Regions from separate parts of the Homo sapiens genome. Here region 1 is linked to region 2. The links are chromatin loops, found by intact Hi-C in ENCODE. Cell type or tissue: heart right ventricle. All regions are shown on one strand. Links, peaks and the distances in the headings refer to the core of each region. The heading gives the core; the rest is flanking DNA. Region 1 overlaps CACNA2D1 (calcium voltage-gated channel auxiliary subunit alpha2delta 1). Region 2 has its middle 31 kb from the start of CACNA2D1.

What was found. Peaks named below come from ENCODE experiments on the same cell type or tissue, not always from the same donor. Only the 100,000 strongest peaks of a DNase experiment are listed, where the experiment ranks them.
Region 1: a loop joins it to region 2, with 4 times the contacts of the local background. A loop is called at or near these places in 1 of 110 quality-filtered maps.

The regions. Positions count from the first base shown.
Region 1 is chr7:82,416,677-82,422,064 of GRCh38, reverse strand. The region is part of intron 1 of CACNA2D1 (calcium voltage-gated channel auxiliary subunit alpha2delta 1); the gene reads left to right. Among named protein-coding and RNA genes, the nearest start is that of CACNA2D1, 24 kb to the left of the region's middle. In heart right ventricle, for the core only: no CTCF peak of the experiment used is centred there; a DNase peak (open chromatin) is centred at 2,704.
Region 2 is chr7:82,472,077-82,477,464 of GRCh38, reverse strand. No RefSeq gene overlaps it. Among named protein-coding and RNA genes, the nearest start is that of CACNA2D1, 31 kb to the right of the region's middle. RefSeq lists an enhancer at 4,724-5,388. In heart right ventricle, for the core only: no CTCF peak of the experiment used is centred there; no DNase peak of the experiment used is centred there.

The sequences.
Region 1 (5,388 bases), core at 270-5,269, 55 kb after region 2:
TTGCCTCATAAACCTCACATTTAAAAATTAAGTATTCTCTTCTTTGTGAACAGCTTCACTTAGGGGATGGTTAGGCCTTTTCTCAAGGATCCATGGAATAAAAGACGAAGTATGTTTAAGGAATATAAATGGATGAAACCACCAAAACATTTATTGCATCATGGGAAATTTTTGGAGACCAGAATTGTTGATTCCAAATTATCTGTAAGATCATTCTGTAGACTTCAGATAGTCCTGAAATAAGATTCTGTGTGTTTCTCTTTATCTTCCCTGACCATCCTCATTTGCAATGAGATGGTGAATTAAGGCGCATCTGTGGTCTGATGAGTTCTGAGCAAGCCCTGTATGGAGGTAAGCACCTTGAAAGGGATATAAGCATTCTTCATAGTGCAGGAGGCAATCATCAACTGTGATGAAATGTGGCTTTGTATTCATCTGCCTCTCTTTCCCTGCCCTTCTCCCATGATGTTTATTCTTTTTTGGAGTATCAGTGCCCAAACGCTCTTCCTTGATTGATCAAATTCAAATTCTTGTTTTTATGTATCACCCATGATTTGAGCCCTCTCCCCTCTAAAATTCAAAGGAACCCTTCTGTCTCAAACCATTGGATAAGCAGAATCTTCCTAGTGATGTCATTTTAAAGAGAGTTTATTAGCACAGATAAATCTCTGCTGTGTAGACCATTTAAATGCAGACTGTATTTTTTAAAAGGTAATTATTTCGTAGTTCTGTTCTGACTTGTGATTGCTACTGTCAAACACTGTTTCAGAAGAGGAGCTTCTGGGATATCTGCTTCTGAAAGTTTGCTTACCAATGTCTTGGCATAAAGTCATGGAGCAGGTTTTGAAAGAATGCTTCCTGAGGTTTTCCCCTTTCTAACATCAGAAACTGTCTCCTTAGAACATTAGATTCTGTTATAAAACAAAGTCATCATTTTAAATAGAGATCAGTGGTGCATAATAAAGTAGTTCTGATAAGCTGAGCATGGTCAGGAAAAAACTGCCCTGTATGTTGTATTTTGTAATAATAAAGCACAAGGGCTTTTTAATAAAATTGTAGATACCTGAATACCCGTGTGTTAGATTGAGGGATGGAACATTAGGATAAGAAGAATAAAGATGTTTTGAAGGATATGGACTTGAAGAAGTGTAAAAGATGGTTATGTGTTATCCATAAAGGACTAAATAATAACAACCAATGTTAGAGAAAGGTGTGGCCTTATTTTTTTTTTTTTCCTGCTCGCTATGATTTTTCTATTTTTTGTCATTCTGAATTGAAGGTCAAAAATTTGATCCACGTAAAACATAATACAAATTTATCACAGGCAAGTACTCTGCAAAGTTGTTGTTTATAAATAATGCGGCAAGGACTTCAAAACATTTAAAGCAATTATTCCTTTTAAAGTGTATCATAGAGAAGATTTTTAGCATTTTATAAGAGACAGAACTGGATTTCCACCTTATGTCTAGTTAAGTACATTTGTGAATACTTTTCTCATGCTTTTATCTGACAATGAGAGTGGTTCTGTTTCTGACCTTGGTAATGTGGTAGGTTAAAAGCAGTGCAAGTTTCATATTTAAGGGTGGAAAAAAAATCATGAGTTGGTAATGCATGAAAACTGGAAATTAAAAGATCTTTGGAATCCTCAATTAACATTACATGTAATTTAGTTTTGCATTTTGTAGATGCCAGGAAAATATCAGGAATGCTGGTCATTTATATTTCTGACCAGTCCTTCATCTCTCCTAAATTCAGACACAGCATGATGAATGTTAGACTATTTTATTTTAATTTTATAGAACTTGTTTGTACTTCATTGTGTAGTATTTGGTGACAATTCATAATTTTGACAAGGTAGGAGAATCGTATCAGAGAAACTTGACTGAACATAACTATTAATGTCTATTAAAATGCATCTATGGAACATAGTATTAACACACAATTAATGCAAAACCACTAATTTTTCTCACATAACCTAAGGCAGAATTTCTCAACCTCAGGACTATTGACATTTTGGATCAGACAGTTCTTTGAAGTGGAAGGGCGGGGGGCGCTGTCCTGTGCAATGTAGGATTTTAGCAGCGTCCTTGGCCTCTCTCTACATAGTAAATGCCAGTAAGCAATCCCTCCTCAAGTCATGACAATAAAAAATGTCACCAGATATCATCAGATGTCTCCTGAGGGGCAAAATCACCCGGGGTTGAAAACCACTGATCTAAGGTTTTACTTTAATGCAGATATCTAGTTGAATCTGCATAGTAAATTGACCCATGATACATGTTTCCGTGGCCAGTGGTGTCCAATTCTGGCTGATTCTCATAATCCTGATGTGGTGTTTGCATTTTGCTAAAGTTTTGTCACATCAGTGAGTTTTATTCATTAATTCCCAATAACGAATATGCTATTAAAACAGGTAAATTGGGTAGTTCAAATTATTTTCTAAATTAAGCTGTTAAATTTAGTGCTTGGTAAAGCAGGAAGTGTAATTATGTAATGTACAGTCAAATGTCCAGGGGTAAATTTCCCTTGTTCCTGGAGATCTGTGAATTTCCTGAAGGAAAATTTTGCAGTGAAACATGTCTTTAGCAGAAAGGTACTAGTGTCTGTTCTTTCCTGCTGGGTCTGGAGCGGAAATTAGGCTATCTATCCTGCCCATGTGCATAGTGCATAAAATGCTTTGTAGATATCAGGAAGGCTGGACAGTTGCCAGGGTGGCCTGTGGGCAAGCTGTAATTAACATGGACACACACTCTTGCTAAGGGTATTTGTTTCACCTGGGAAAGCTGCATAGTAAACTAATGAAGATTTTTTTTTCTTGGCTGAAAGTGCTTGGCTTTTTTCAGAGAGGTACAATTACAGAGACCCCAAAACAGTAAAATTACTTTGGGGACAGGCTCATGACAGTGTGACGCTTTACTTTTAGGCATGTAATGTTTAGTCTTTTTTTTTTTTTTTGAGATGGAGTCTTGCTCTGTCACCCTGGTTGGAGTGCAGTGGCGCGAGCTCGGCTCACTGCAAGCTCCGCCTCTCGGGTTCACGCCATTCTCCTGCCTCAGCCTCCCAAGTAGCTGGGACTACAGGTGCCCGCCACCGCGCCCAGCTAATTTTTTTTTTGTATTTTTAGTAGAGACGGGGTTTCACCGTGATCTCGATCTCCTGACCTCGTGATCCGCCTGCCTCGGCCTCCCAAAGTGCTGGGATTACAGGCGTGAGCCACCGTGCCCAGCCTAATGTTTAGTCTTATATGTGGCTCTGAAATTTTATAGGGCTGGCCTGAACTCTGATACACCAAAAACATCTTGGTGAGTATGAAAAGAATACCAGGTGTTTCTGTTGGTCTACTTTTTCTGTAAATGGATAATGCTTGTTGTCTTATAGGACAGTGCACTTACAAGAATGACACCACAAAGTGGTGTATTATAGAAACAGAAATCCCAGTGGTCACTGTCTACATTGGTGAGGAGGGAATGCTATTACATGAGGGAAAATGGAAGCCCAGAATCTCTGTTACTTTATTTATTTATTTATTTTTGCTTTATTCTATCAAAAAGTAATATCTTTTGCTTTATTCTATCAAAAAGTAGTATCTCTGCTTCTTTTTCTTCTTTCTACAAAGAAGAAATAATACAATATTTAACTTCTTTAGTTGATTGGCATTAATGAGGCTCTTAAATATTTCAGATGCATTCTACTCTTATTGTCTAATATGGTTTGGCTGTGTCCCCACCCAAATCTCATCTTGAATTGTAGTTCCCATAATCCCCATGTGTTGTGGTAGGGGGGACCAGGTGGAGATAATTGAATCAGGGGGCTGGTTTCTCCCATCCTATTCTAATGATACTCAGTTCGTTCTCATGAGATTTGATGGTTTTATAAGGAACTTCCTCCTTTGCTGGGCACTCATTTCTCTCTCCTGCTGCCATGTGAAGAAGGATGTGTTTGATTCCATTTCCACCATGATTGTAAGTTTTCTGAGGCCTCCTGGCCCTGTGGAACTGTGAGTTAATTAAACCTCTTTCCTTTATAAATTACCCAGTCCTGGGCAGTTCTTTATAGCAGCTTGAGAACAGTCTAATACATTGTCTTAGGAAAGACTAGAAAGACTCATGTTGATGTGGTTAGTGTCTCCTTTTAATATTGTCCTCTCCATAATACTTTTTTTGTATGTCATTTTATTTACAAAACGTAAATATGTTACATTCTCACTATATGCAAAATCTAATGCATTTTTCACACACTGATCTCCCCCTTTTTATAGGTACTCAATATTTATAAATGGGCAGAAGGATCTTTGCCTTTACCTTTCCTACTACAGACAAATTTGGTAAACGTGTATTCTATACCTACTATCATTTTATTTGAATTCGGCTCTTCCCCTTTGTTTACTGTCATGTTGGATGTGAGGGGCAAAATCACCCTGGGTTGAAAACCACTGATCTAAGGTTTTACTTTAATGCAGATATCTAGTTGAATCTGCATAGTAAATTGACCCATGATACATGTTTCCGTGGCCAGTGGTGTCCAATTCTGGCTGATTCTCATAATCCTGATGTGGTGTTTGCATTTTGCTAAAGTTTTGTCACATCAGTGAGTTTTATTCATTAATTCCTGATAACGAGTATGCTATTAAAACAGGTAAATTGGGTAGTTCAAATTATTTTCTAAATTAAGCTGTTAAATTTAGTGCTTGGTAAAGCAGGAAGTGTAATTATGTAATGTACAGTCAAATGTCCAGGGGTAAATTTCCCTTGTTCCTGGAGATCTGTGAATCCTCTGGTTTTTGCCTGTAGTCTAGCCTAATTGTTAATAGTGCCCTTTCACTCTCAAAACTGTTCAGGTCAGACAACAGATTTTGTGGTGGCCCTATGCTGAGGCTATCTCACTAATACATCTGCCATATGGTGTGATCTTTAGGAAATTTGGATTATATATTACTAATGTGTATATGTAACATGTAGTGAAACTATATATTTATCAACTTCTATACATATATGTAGATTGTAGATGTATTAACTTGAATAAACCACAATGACTGAGAAACACTTCTTGCCTCTTCATATGCTGGATCACTCTTTCCTTTACGTGCATTAAGAAATGGGATAATTACTATGTATTATATTCCACAATAGCAGTTTAAGAGTTTTAAACAGCTGTAAGTAGCCAAGTTATGCAAACCGTTAATATCAAGAACAATCCTAATTTAGGCATTACATATGAGACTGCTGTCGAGTACCCACATGGGTTGACTTGTGCTCCCCCAAAATTCCTGTGTTGAATTTCTAACCCCCAGTACTTCAGAATGTGACCTTATTTTGAAATTGGGTCTTTGCAGATGTAACTAGTTAGGATCAGATCATATTAGAGTAGGGTGGGCCCTTAATTCAATAT
Region 2 (5,388 bases), core at 206-5,205:
TGAATAAACTTCCCAGTTACCAGCTAAATATCAAGAACTTGTTAGATATAAATCGTGTTGCTGATTAGACAGTGCAGCTTTATAGCCCTTAAGTAAGAGGAAAATCAGAAGCTCATTGGAGTTGATTTAAACAAAATTCTCAAGGTTCGTTGGAGATAGGGAATCAATCATTCTTAAAATCAAGTGGGCTCAACAAACATAGAGTTGTAAACAAGATTACACATAAAAGGAAAAAATGAAATGGAGGTTTGTTCACTTTTTAATAGATTCAAAAGAAGAAATATAATCAATCTTAGACCATTAAATAAACAAATAAGAATGTTACTCTGTATAAGATATAAATTTTAAATTTGTACCTTCTCTGCAGGGAAAATTAAACATAGACAAACTGGATGAAATCTAAAATTGATTTATAATCTATTAAAAAGTATTGCTGTATGTCTAGTTGCAGAAGGATTCTTATTCTATGTATGTAATGCCTAAAAAATATGTTGCAAAGGAAAAAACTACGTATGTATATAAATAATCAAAATCCTGAGCTTTTGTCCTACTTAATGACAAATGACTCATGTGATTTATTCTTTCAGTTGACCTGCCTGGGGAATTAATTAAAGGAATAAATGGATGTTGAAATTGTGTCTGGCATTGCTAATTTGTTGATGACTTGCTCGTAACAATTTCTCTGAATTTCTGGTCAATGGGATTTGTTTTAAGTGATCAAATTTACAAATTCCAGTTTGGGCTGTTCATTTTGTTTTTAGTAGAATTTGCTGGTGATAGCTGGCCATTGGTGACTGAGGAACCTCAGCCATAAACTTGACCCTTTTTGGCTCATTTATCTGCCACATTATTTCTCTTGCCACTATACATTGTTTTTCAGAACATTCCTCCTTCTTCACACTAAGGGATTAACAGAGGACAGAATTCAGAGGGAATAGGTATATAAAACACTGTGACAGGAAAAATTAGCTGACAATCAGAAGTCTAAATTCAATCTGGTAATATAACTAACTAAGCAACTAATGCTTCAGTTTTCCTTTCTTCATATGTAAAAGTAGGCATTAGAAATCATGCTCTCTGAGATTCTTCTAGCTCTGTAATTTATTATTCTGAGTGTGTGAAGGAGAAAATAAACTATCATGTATTACAGAAGCAATATTTGTTACAACACAATGGCAGTACTTATTTTTTCTTTTTCACAGAAACTAGTGTATCAATTTCAAAACATCATAATTCCATTTCTATTTCTAGTTACAAAAAAGTAGAATATGAGCTGTAAAGTTTGATAGAAACTGTGGAGATCTTTAGATATATTATTATAATATTCACTCTATGTCTGTTCAAGATACCTCTTTATACCAAATGTCCACAAGGAACAGTTCCTTTCCTAGTGGAAATAGCAGCCAAAGTCATATAGGTAAGGCTTGAAAGTGTACAATGTTTTAAGTTGTCACAGGGCAAAAAAACAACAGCAACAACTATGTAATGGAATAATTATGGAGACTAAATATTATAAGCTGAAAATAAATAATTGTTTTCATTAGCTTAGATCACTGAGATACATTTATGTGTCAAGTACTGCCAAGGATGGGAAATTTTACTGTACTTGCAAGCTATCATGTTGGCTTGCCACAATTTTTGGTTGCTAACGGAAGACATGAGACTCCTAGGTCCAAAAAAAAGAACTTTATTACTCATTGTATTAGCTGATACCAGAGTATTATCATTTTAGGCCTATACGCCAATTCCCACAGGCAGATTAGAAAAGGGACAGATGGGCTGGGTGCCAGCGGCTCATGCCTGTAATCCCAGCACTTTGGGAGGCCGAGGTGGGCAGATCACAAGCTCAAGAGATCGAGACCATCCTGGCCAACATTGTGAAACCCCGTCTCTATTAAAAATACAAAAATTAGCTGGGCCTGGTGGCGTGCACCTGTAATCCCAGCTACTCGAGAGGCTGAGGCAGGAGAATTGCTTGAACCCAGGAGGCGGAGGTTGCAGTGAGCCGAGATGGTGCCACTGCACTCCAGCCTGGGCAACAGTGCAAGACTCTGTCTCAAAAAAAAAAAAAAAAAAAAAGAAAAAAAAAGAAATGGGATAGATGCTATCCATACATGTAGTGGGTTACGTTATTGGAGAGAAATTCTGAGCTTAGGAAACAGATCCTTTCTAATGGACAATAAGCATGACTGGCCTTTCCCCCATATATAGAATACATCAGATATATTTATACACAACAATAAACAAACATGTTTTTTCTCCAGAAGAAGACACCATCTTCATCTTTCAGGGTTGTTCCCTATACAAACATTTTTAGGAAGAGTTCAGAACAAAGGCTATAAGTTCCTCCACTAGCAAGATGTACAGAAATCTAAGAGAACTTCGGAGAATTATGCCCAACAATATGTTTAATCAAGTCTTTTTAAGAATGGCTAATCATCAAGGCCACATTAAAGCAAAATATGTATTATGCTGTATTAAAAATGTTTATATTTTAGATATTTATCATAATTGGAATTTGGGACAGTGTTGAGATAAAAAAATAAGACAGACCAGAATAGCATTTTAACTCAACAACTATTTACACAGAGTTCGCTAAGTTAAAGGCTATTATCTAAGTCTTCAACAACTTCCATTTTCCAAAGCCTATGTCTTTCTCTCACTCTATCACTCAGCAGCACTGACCAGTTGACTACCTCTCAATCATATAACACTTCCTTCTCTTGATTTCCAAGATGCTCCAGTATCCTGGCTTTTCTCTTACCTTATTGGTAGTTCCTCTTTAGGATGCTTTGCTAATCTTGATTCATAGGACAAAACTGTAAATTTTAGTATGTTCTCAGATGAAATTCTTCTCCATCTCCCTTTTTCTAGATGATCTCATCTAGTCCCACAAATTAAAATCTAATCCATATTATAATTACCCAAATTGTCTCTGGCTGAAAACCCTGTCCAGATCGCTGGCCAATTCTGTATTCATATTTCTCCTAGGATGTAATCGGAATGTCAAACTCAACATGTCCAAAACAGAATTATTGATTTTCTTCAGCCCAACAAAACCAGTTTCTCCTCAAGAACTTTCCATTTCAGTTAATGGTGCAAATATCAACTCAATTGCTCAGGCTCTAAACCCAAAACTTATATTTTATTTCTGTCTCTTTTCATATCCTTGACAAACAAACCATTGGTAGGTCATGTCAGCAATACCCCAAAATATAACTGGCATCTCCTTGCCATCTTTAATACAGTGTTTTTGTACTAGCTATGATGATTTTTTGCCTGTTCTGCTACATTTGTTTCTTAAATGTTTTTACTTTTGCCTCACTGTGGCTCATTCCTACATGGCAACCAAAGTGACTGTTTTTAAATGGCTTAACATTTTTTTCTGGCTTGGGCGGGCATGGTGGCTCATGCCTGTAATACCAGCCATTTGTGAGGCTGAAACAGGTGGATTGCTTGAGCCCAGGAGTTCAAGGCTGCAGTGAGCTATGATTTCAATACTGCACTTCAGTCTGGGTAACAGTGAGATTCTGTTTCAAAAAAAAAAAGATCTCCAGCTTAAAAATTTTCCAATGACTTCTAAGTTTCAACAGAATAAAACTCAGCGTCCTACAGTCGCTCACAAGACTGTGTAGATTGAGCTAGTACTTGCTTCTGGGTCCTTTTTTTTTTTTTTTTTTTTTTTTTTAATTCCACTTTCCCAAATATTCTCTGAACTTCATCCACACTGTCTTTTTTATTTCCTCAAGCACATCAGACTTTTCCCCATCTTGGATCCATTTCATTTGCTCTTCACTTTGCCTGGAATATTCTTCCCCCAGATTGCTGTATGGCTGTGTCTTTCTCATCAGTTAGATCTTGGTTCAATTTTATCTCAGAAAGATTTCTCAGATCTCCCACTCCTTCCAATTCAACCACTCACTGTAGCAAAGACTTTTCGTTGCTTATTCTACAGCCACTCTTTGATGATAGGACCTTGATATTATTCACATCCCCTAGAAGAACAAGATCTTCAAGGGAGACTGGACCCTTTCTAACCCCAAAGCAAGATGCTTGATAGTTTTTGTTTGTTGTTGTTGTTGTTGTTTTAGACTGAGTCTTGCTCTGTCACCAAGTTGGAGTACAGTGGCGTGATTTCAGCTCACCGCAACCCCCCGCTTCCCGGGTTCAAGCGATTCTCCTGCTTCTGCCTCCTGAGTAGCTGGGACTACAAACAAGTGCTACCATGACTGGCTAATTTTCCTATTTTTAGTAGAGATGGGGTTTCATCATGTTGGCCAGGCTGGTCTCCAACTCCCAACCTCAAGTGACTCGCCTGCTTCGGCCACCCAAAGTGCTGGGACTACAGTCATGAGCCACCCACGCCCGGCCAAGATACTTGATTATTTTAAGGCATTCATCATTGTCTCAGACTATTAACAATTGATTGGTTTAGGAATAAACATGTTATATAATACAGAGGATGTTTTGAGTGGGGGCCAGGGCATTGCACTTCTAGAAAAATGTATCTCACTGCTTAAAAAGAATGCTGCCTTTCCTATTACCAGGGTATCATTGTCTGAAAATGACCCGTGAGACTGCTATTTTGGAGTCCTCAGGATATGCGGGCAAAAAGGACTGGCCAACATGTTGGAAATGGCAAAGCATAAAGAATTCCTGTAAATGATGAAGTAAGTGAGTTCTTGAATTATTTACCCTGGAACTCTTCTAACCCCTAACTTTATGTTGTATGAGATAATCAATATCCTTATTGACTAAAATTTTTGTTATTTTTTTCTATAACTTGGGAAAGGAAGCATCCTTACTGCTCTATTCAATATCCCATTGTCTTATTTTTTCTTCTTAGCACCTTTCTCATTGAGGCCAGGGATCTTATCTGTCTTGTCTATCACTATATATACAGCACTCAGAATATAGCACTTGGGCCTAGTAGGAACTTAGTAGATATTTTTATTTATTTTTCTTTGGGATGGAGTTTCACTCTTGTCACCCAGGCTGGAGTACAGTGGCATGATCTCAGTTCACTGAAACCTCTGCCTCCTGGGTTCAAGCAATTTTTCTGCCTCAGCCTCCTGAGTAGTTGGTGTTATAGGTGCCCATGACCGTGCCCAGCTAATTTTTTTGTTTTGTTTTGTTTTGTTTTGTATTTTTTGTAGAGATGGTCTCGAACTCCTGACCTCTGGTGATCTGCCCGCCTCAGCCTCCGAAAGTGCTGGGATCACATGCATTAGCCACTGCACCTGGCCTGTAGATATTTTTAAATCAATGAATAAATGAGACAAAAATCAATGTTCAAAGCAGCCTACAGTGTATTTAAAAGAATTTAATTTTTTCACACATCCTTGCACAAGCAATAGGTAAAATAATCCTTTAAACTATGTTAATACA